Linked DNA regions of Mus musculus: regions 1 and 2 are each linked to region 3. Evidence: chromatin loops called from intact Hi-C (ENCODE). Cell type or tissue: left cerebral cortex. All regions are shown on one strand. Region 1 holds the start of A830018L16Rik (RIKEN cDNA A830018L16 gene). Region 2 overlaps Prex2 (phosphatidylinositol-3,4,5-trisphosphate-dependent Rac exchange factor 2). Region 3 overlaps A830018L16Rik (RIKEN cDNA A830018L16 gene).

Evidence for each region. A loop is a pair of places that touch in the nucleus more often than their neighbours do. Peaks named below come from ENCODE experiments on the same cell type or tissue, not always from the same donor. Only the 100,000 strongest peaks of a DNase experiment are listed, where the experiment ranks them.
Region 1: it touches region 3 in a loop (3-fold over the local background); 3 of 42 quality-filtered maps call a loop at or near these places.
Region 2: a loop joins it to region 3, with 2.6 times the contacts of the local background. A loop is called at or near these places in 5 of 42 quality-filtered maps.

Annotation. Positions count from the first base shown.
Region 1 is chr1:11,412,931-11,415,430 of GRCm38, reverse strand. It overlaps A830018L16Rik (RIKEN cDNA A830018L16 gene), which reads right to left and starts at 1,326. Exons shown (of 14, transcript NM_001160369.2): 1 at 794-1,326. The coding sequence starts at 862. In left cerebral cortex, a CTCF peak has its summit at 1,179; a DNase peak (open chromatin) is centred at 1,291; H3K4me3 peaks cover 2,156 bases; H3K27ac peaks cover 1,933 bases.
Region 2 is chr1:11,138,935-11,141,434 of GRCm38, reverse strand. Prex2 (phosphatidylinositol-3,4,5-trisphosphate-dependent Rac exchange factor 2) reads right to left here. Exons shown (of 40, transcript NM_029525.1): 16 at 1,337-1,479; 17 at 1,107-1,199. Among named protein-coding and RNA genes, the nearest start is that of Gm24173, 5.9 kb to the right of the region's middle. In left cerebral cortex, a CTCF peak has its summit at 1,323 (motif pointing right); a DNase peak (open chromatin) is centred at 1,331.
Region 3 is chr1:11,564,192-11,566,691 of GRCm38, reverse strand. All of the region lies in intron 5 of A830018L16Rik (RIKEN cDNA A830018L16 gene), which reads right to left. Among named protein-coding and RNA genes, the nearest start is that of A830018L16Rik, 150 kb to the right of the region's middle. In left cerebral cortex, a CTCF peak has its summit at 1,162 (motif pointing right); DNase peaks (open chromatin) are centred at 462, 1,177 and 1,524; H3K27ac peaks cover 273 bases.

The sequences.
Region 1 (2,500 bases), 150 kb after region 3:
AGACTGCGGAACCTCAGGCATCCCAGGTGAGCCTGGCTACTTGAGTACCTGGCACTCCACACTTCCTCAGCTTGGGGTCAGCACCCTGACAACCTGCTGAACCGTAGCACTTAGGTGGTGCCTGCTTTCTGCCCCTAGGTCAGATTTTCCCTCTTGCTTAGCTTTTTTCTTCACTGTGTTCTTGTCATTAATTATTTGAAGGCGAAGGAAAACATCTCAAGACTGTGTCCTCAGAAAACAGGCATGTTTTCCTAAAACCCTTCTCTGCTCCTTTCCATCTCTGAGAACAGTGCAAAGGGTTCTAGTTTCAGCCACTGGACCAGCTTTAACATTTTTCCCCCAGCCGGGCAACCCCTCCACCTTTTTAGGTTCTACGACTGCCCATATTTAAAAGAAGAAAATTCAATATGCAAGATAGTGTGAATTCCCGGTGTGTGTGTGTGTGTGTGTGTGTGTGTGTGTGTGTGTGTGTGTGTAGATGTACACCTGGATTACCTGTCTCAACCTTAGTCCTGCCATATGGCTACTAGATGCATGACAGTCAGATGGCTCCAATTGTCCTGTTAGGCTGAAGTTAGGCCCTCCAGAGCTCACCTGTCAGTGTCTAGGTAACTGGCCAAGTGCCAGCAGGGCCGCGTTCCAGAACACCTAGTGGGACAGTCCTCCCTCTCCCGCGCATTTGCTCAGCCCCCTACCTTTGCTTAAGAAAATTCTGATTTTTTTTTTTTTTTTTCCTGCACCACCACCACCGCCTTCAAAGAGAGCGGGACCATTCCCCACCAGGGCTCCTTACCTCAAACAGAGGACCGATCTTGTTTTTCTCCAGGTAAGCCTGGATTCGGGTTTGTTGACGAGATGCCATGAGAAAACAGATGGGTCAGCAGAGAGAAGACAATGCGCCTCGGCTGGGGACAGCTCTACTCTACCCCAGGGCAGGAGCTCCGAGCCTGAGCTTTCTGGCACAGCGATGGCTAGCAACTCCGTTAGCAGCGAGCCCGAAGGGAGCAGGGCTCAGGGAACCCGGGCGAGGCTCTACCAACTCAGACAACTCCGAGGCAAGGAGAGAACTACATCGCATCCTGCAGCTCGCGCCCACCCGCTCTCCGCTTTCCGCAGCACCGCCGCCGAGGCGAAATCGCGGGCAGAGGCTGGTCTGTCCTCTGGGCGGCAGCAGCAGCAGGAGCCGGTGGCCGAAGGCGAGTGTCTGTGCAGTGCCTTCGCGAGCCGAGCGGGGGACAGCGCCGGCCGCAGGGGCGACAGCGCGCGGAACCGCCCAGAGCGCGCCACGGTGTGCGCCCAGCTCCTGGCTGCCAGGAACCAGCACCCAAGCTGCTCCCCGAGGCGGTGCTCGCTCCCTAGCGACAGAGCCGCTCAAAAAGCCAATGGTAAAGGTGCTTCTTTCAAAGTGCACATAAATCTGGTGCTTGTTGGCTACTCCTTGGCAGCTACACCCGCAGTTCCAAACCACTCAGCTTGATCTTCTCCTGGCCCAGCGCTCTGCCTTCACTAGGCTGGGATGAGAAAAAGCCGGAGATGAGAACTATGGCTGGGTTTTGCCGCGAAAACAAAGTTGCTTATGTTAAAAAGAAAAAAGAAAGGAACAGATATATCTATCTTGGCCTTGAGCAAGTCAGCCACAACCGGCGTTGCTGCCTGAGAACTGATTGAAAATTCCCGAAGTACAGACACCCAAAGGCTGGAAGCAACCCTTAGGCATTTGGCAGGGAGATGAAACAAAAGCAAGCCAGCTCTCTCTGCTTCCAAGTTTGCCTACACCTTCAGCTCTGTCTGCTACACCTCTGGCTACAGCTCAGGGGCTCTGAGCTCCCACCCAACAGTTATTCCTCCAGATACTTCAGAAGCACATCAACTTTACCTCATACCTTCTTACTATGAGACGACTTTTCAAGGTTAAGATCTGCAGTTATCACAAGGTTCCGTGTAGAGTTCTTTGCATTTAAAAAACCAAAAAACGATATAAAGCACTAAAACCCCAAAGATGAGTTGTCTGGTTCTAAACCATTTTGTATTGCCAAATCAGAACGTTTATACTAAAACTGTTGGCTGTCTCTACAATAATAGGCACGGATTTCTTTAAAACCAACTGCGACAGTGTAGATTTCTTCTTTTTCTGCACTGTGTTCAGGTTTCTGTGACCTGTATCTGTCCAAGCTTTTTCTCTCCGTTTTAAATTATCTAAGCATTGTGCAATAGTTAAGATGAGAATGGATTGTTCCAGGAAGTATTATAATAATTGCCTTTAATAATTCACATACACGAAATCTACTAGAGGAATTGGGCTATTAGCCACTATTGATAACTCGAAGCAGACATGATTTGGGGTGGAAAGATGTCAGAGCTGTTACTTTTACAATCAGCCTCATGACCCACCAGGTACAGGCAGGAGTAATGAACAGTGAGGAGTCCTGGTCTGTCACGTATTTCCTGTAACAGTTCAAAACTACAGTTACTTATGTACTTTTTCATAAGATTGGGAGAT
Region 2 (2,500 bases), 430 kb after region 3:
TAGCAGGATAGTTTTTAAATCCAGTATCATTGAGGTACAGCACTGGTAAGCTCAATGAGGAAAGAGAAGAAAGGAGGGAGAGAAGCAAGGAGGAGGAAAACCGGGAGAAAAGGAGGAAGATGGAGGGAAGGAGAGGCAGCGAGAAATAAAAACTGATACAGAGAGGAAAAGAGACAAAGACAGAATTCATTTGTGTGTGTGTGTGGTATGTATAGAATGTAGTATGTACATGTATGTGCATGCATGTGGCAGCCAGAGAGCAACCCTAGTTGTTGTTCCTCAAGTGATACCCACCTTGTCACATCATTTCTTGAGATAGGTCTTTCAGTGGCTTGGTAATCACCAAGCAGCATAGGATAGCTGGCCTGTGAATGCAGGGCTTCACCGACTTCCACCTCCCAAGCATGGGATTACAAGCACACACACCACATTCAAAACAAAACAACGGGTTTTGTTTATCAAACCCAGTTCCTCGTGTATATACAGGAAAAACATCAAAGTTTCCAGCTCAGAACAGGGAACGTCATCTGCTTTCTAAATGTCTAGAATCCTAGAATCTAAAATGCTAATATATAACTGCTATCAAATGAATATTTCTCAATGAAGGCAACAACAATCATAAGAGTCCACTCTTTAAAAACCTAGTGATGTGAGAAGATGTCAACTGATTTAATGAAAAAGTCAAAGTATTTGCTTTTATGATGGAAATTACATTCTTAGAAAAGACAACAGAAGCAGAAGATAAAAAATATTTCCTTTGGTTGAATAGAAGAGCCATCTGGTAGACTTAGGACAACTGTCACACCCTATGCACCTTCCAAAAAATTCTAGAATAGAATCAATGATTGGGACAATACTGGGGACACAAAACACATCACTTGGGGACTCTTCAATTCAGAGCTATAGATCTCTGGAATATCAGCACTTCCCATTCTCAGTCATCACTAAGACACAGTCCCAGAGGTACAAACCCAATACTATAAAAGAACCTCAGTACATGATTATTCAGAGACAGCATCTTCAATAAACATAGCTGTTGATTTCACTTTGGCACTGTATTGCATGACAAACTTCAACAAAAATGCGAATATTTTTTTTTATATTACCTCGGCATTCGACCCCTTTTCCACTAATTTTATTATTGGAACTTTGTTTTTGTCTTCTAGGCCAAAGCCATAGCTGCCTTCGTTGGATTTAATCTGAAATGTAAAATACTAACGTTACTGATAAAGAATGAGGAGGTCTTTACACTGAAATACATGGAAAGCATCAACATGTTACTGTGTTCTTGTGCTAATCACTGCCCAGAAGGAAACAGAAGGTGGCAGCAGCTTACCAACAGTGACTTAGCTATGACATTCTCCACAACCTTCAAGTCATGTTTCATAAGCCTATGCTTCATATTTGATCCTTCCATTTCCTCATCAGCAAAAAAGCGGAAAAGTAGAGGCTCATCTTTGAATTCACTTTTTTCTAGGACTAAAGAAATGGAGAGATTCAAATAATGTCAGCAAACTCAAATCCCAAGCTCATTTTCCACACCAATACACACACACTCAGGGAATTCTTGCCAACCATAAGTTCAGCACTGGATTCCTAGAACAAGGTTTCCCACAGATACCCCTCACATTCCTTCAATGACCTATGCCTACTTTTCCTGTAAATTACTGTTATCTGTAGGATTTTCCATTTTAAAGTGAGTATCATCTTCTCAGTGTTGAGATTTTAATCTCCCTTTGTCCAAATGCAATTCAAAATTTAAGGAAAAAAAATACAGTAACTCCTAAATCTCATACACTCTAAATGCAAAAACACAGGGCATTTTCCACTTTCAGAAGATAATCCTGCTTAATGTCCTGCATCTTTATGGGAAACTTCAACTGGGTTACACTGCGATAGCTATTCCCTGTTGTCAACTTGAATATATCTAGAATGAACTACAATCAGAAATGGAGGGCACCCCTGTGATCCAGATCTTGAAGTTGGAAGACAAAGGCTTTTAATTCAGATCTTGAAGCACAGTGGCCATGAAAAGCTTAGGCCCAGGCAAGATGATGCATGCCTTTAATCCCAGGAGACAGAGGCAAGAAGATCTCTGAGTATGGTAAGACTGGGACAGAGCAAGTATCAAGTGAAGAACAGCTTAGGTCCAGGTGTAATAGTACACACCTTTAATCTGGGCAATACCTTCTGCTGGAGGCCTACTTAAGGACAATGGAAGAAGGAAGGCTTTCTTCTTCCTCACCTGCTTGTATTTATTTACCAGTGCAGTGTGTTGGAGCCTACTTCTTCAGGATTCTAGCTTATACCAAGGACCAGCTGAAGCAACTAGTTTCATGGGACTGAGCAACTACTAGATTCTGGAACTTCCTGTTCATAGCTGCCGATTGTTGGGTTAGTTAGACTGTAGACTGTACGTCATTCCAGTATATCCCTTAGAATATAGAGACATTCCATAAGTTCTATGACTGTAGAGAACCCTGACTAATAGACATAGTAG
Region 3 (2,500 bases):
ACAATTCCTTGCAGGAGCAGGACATGGTACATATTTCTGAAATGAAAGACTCAAGAGTCAGTCCCATGCTGATTGATATGGGTGGTTTCTTCTTTTCTGATGAAAAAATACAGATACACATAGTGTCTGATCAGAAGGCACATTTCCATGAAGTCACTGTGTGCTCTTAGGCATATTCAAGAATGACTTAGGAAGGCTAGACGGTCGGCCAGGAACATGAAAATAAACAGACTTTACCACCTAGAGGCATTGTCTTTTTGACCCCACTTACTCCTCTAGACTTTGGTGAGTACAGTGTAGCATCTGAACAGCAAAGCGGAAAATTAAGCATGAAGTACAGATGTGAGGCATAAGACCGAGAATGAATTCTAGCCTTGGGCATAGGTACGTAGTTTGGCAGGCCGCAGAAGTTCTAGGAAAAACTTCCAGGCAGATTCTGCCCGTTTCCTCTGCTGACTCATCTTAAGTAAAACATCCTAGCATCAGAGACTGAGAAAGCAGTTGATCTGGGTGCTTTTTCCAAGTGAAAAGTATAAAATGTGAGGGAGGCAAGAAAAGTAAGAGAAGCTAGAAGGGCCACAGCTTAGTTGCTAGAGGGCTTGAATGCCAGGATCCTAGCACACACAAACCAGCTTTAGTAATGCATATCTGCATTTCTAGGGCTAGGACTGTGGATGTGAGTGGATCAGAAAGCCAAGGTTTTACACAGCTTAATAGAGTGAGTTCAAAGCTATCCTGGCCTATGTGAACCTAGTATCAGTACAGACAGACAGACACACAGACAGACAGACAGTGAGATATGTATTTAGATTCCAGAAGGCATACCTGAACAGGACTGGTTTCTCAAAGTTTTGTAGTATTTCTTTTTTACGGGAAAGGATTTCTAATATATGTACACATACTATGTGTGTGAATGTACTTATGGGTGGAAAAGAAGGCATGGATTTGAAGGAGAGTGGAGAAGATTATATGGGAGGAATTCAAGGAAGCAAAGGAAAGGTAGAAACATTATGATTATATTAGAAATTCTTTCCCCTAAAAAAGAACTACTATAAAATTTTAAAAAATAATAAAATAAAAATAAAAAGTCTTGTATTTACAGGTGTCTGAACTTGGATCTTTTTTAGGTCAAGAAAATTCAAAACTGTGAGTTTTATGGCCACACGGGGGTGCTGCGGGACAGTGATGCTTCCGCGCGACTGGCAGAGGGTCTGGGTCTTCTTGAAAGCCTGGGATCCTCTACCCTCTCCTTGAACATCAAATATGAACGGCATCAAGATGAAAGTCATCAAGATTTTGTTCACTGACAAAAAATCTTTTTAAATATCTTTTCAAAAAGAAAAATTACTGTTTCCCTCAATTGAAATAAACATTGTAAATTTTCATGAAGTTTTCAGAAACAAGTATTAGATTAAGTGACTAAAATGAGCACTGTTGTGTAGATTTGTGGATTGGACTACCGTTCCCTGCCTCCTCGCCCAGTACTGAGAAGAAAGCGTGTGGGAAGGGATGTACATTGGAGGTGGAAGGCATCTGAGCACGTGTCAAGGCAGACCTAAGTCACTCTCGTGATATCCAAATCCATTTCAGTGAAGATACAACCAGTGCAGGGCTGGACCTGAACCAGTTGGTTGCCCACATGTGGATCCAGGTCCTCTATCTGAGCTGCCTTGCCTGGCTTCAGTGAGAGGATGGGGGTTGGGGAGGGGAGTGTTTGTTACATCAGAGGGGAAGGCTATCTCTTCTCAGAGAAGGGAAGGGGAGCTGTGTGAGGGCTACTGGGAGGAGGGGGCTGATATTGATATGTGAAGTAAATTGATAAATTAATTTAAAAGAGATTAATAAGAGAGAGGGGAGTCCTTGAGCTCATCAATAAAGTACAACAATTTCACCGTTACTCAGGAGGAGGGGAGGTGGGACAGTCAGTGAAAGCTCCACAAGTTCTTAGTTACAGGTCAGGTGTCCAGGTTGTATAGGGGAGCTTAGAGGGGAAAAAAGGCAGGGATCTGCAAGAGCAGGCCACAGTATTTAAGTTTTTGCAAATTGTGAACATTTTTCATGACCTAGGAAAGCAAGGAATGAGGGAGGAGAGAGGGAGGGAGAGAGAGAGAAGGAAGGGGAGGGGGAAGGAGAGGGAGAGGGGGGAAAGGGGGAGGGGGACTGGGAGAGGGAGAGGGAAGGAGAGAGGGGGAGAGGGAGGGAAGGGGAGAGGGAGAGAGGAAGAGAGGGAGAGAGGGAGGGAGAATGACAGACAGATGGAGGGAGGGAAGGAGGGAGAGAGAGAGAGTAGAAATGATGTACAAAGGTGGGAGAGTGCAGCTGGCTCTCCCTCCACTTGCTGTTCTCCATACATAGCTATTCAACTAGGTTTAAAACTAGGTTTAAAACACCATGATGGTTACTGACAGAAACCTTGTCAAAGAGTATATCCAGACTTTTGGGCTTTTTTTTTTTAAGCGACTCAGACATACATTTTAAAAATATCAAAGTTGTATTACTA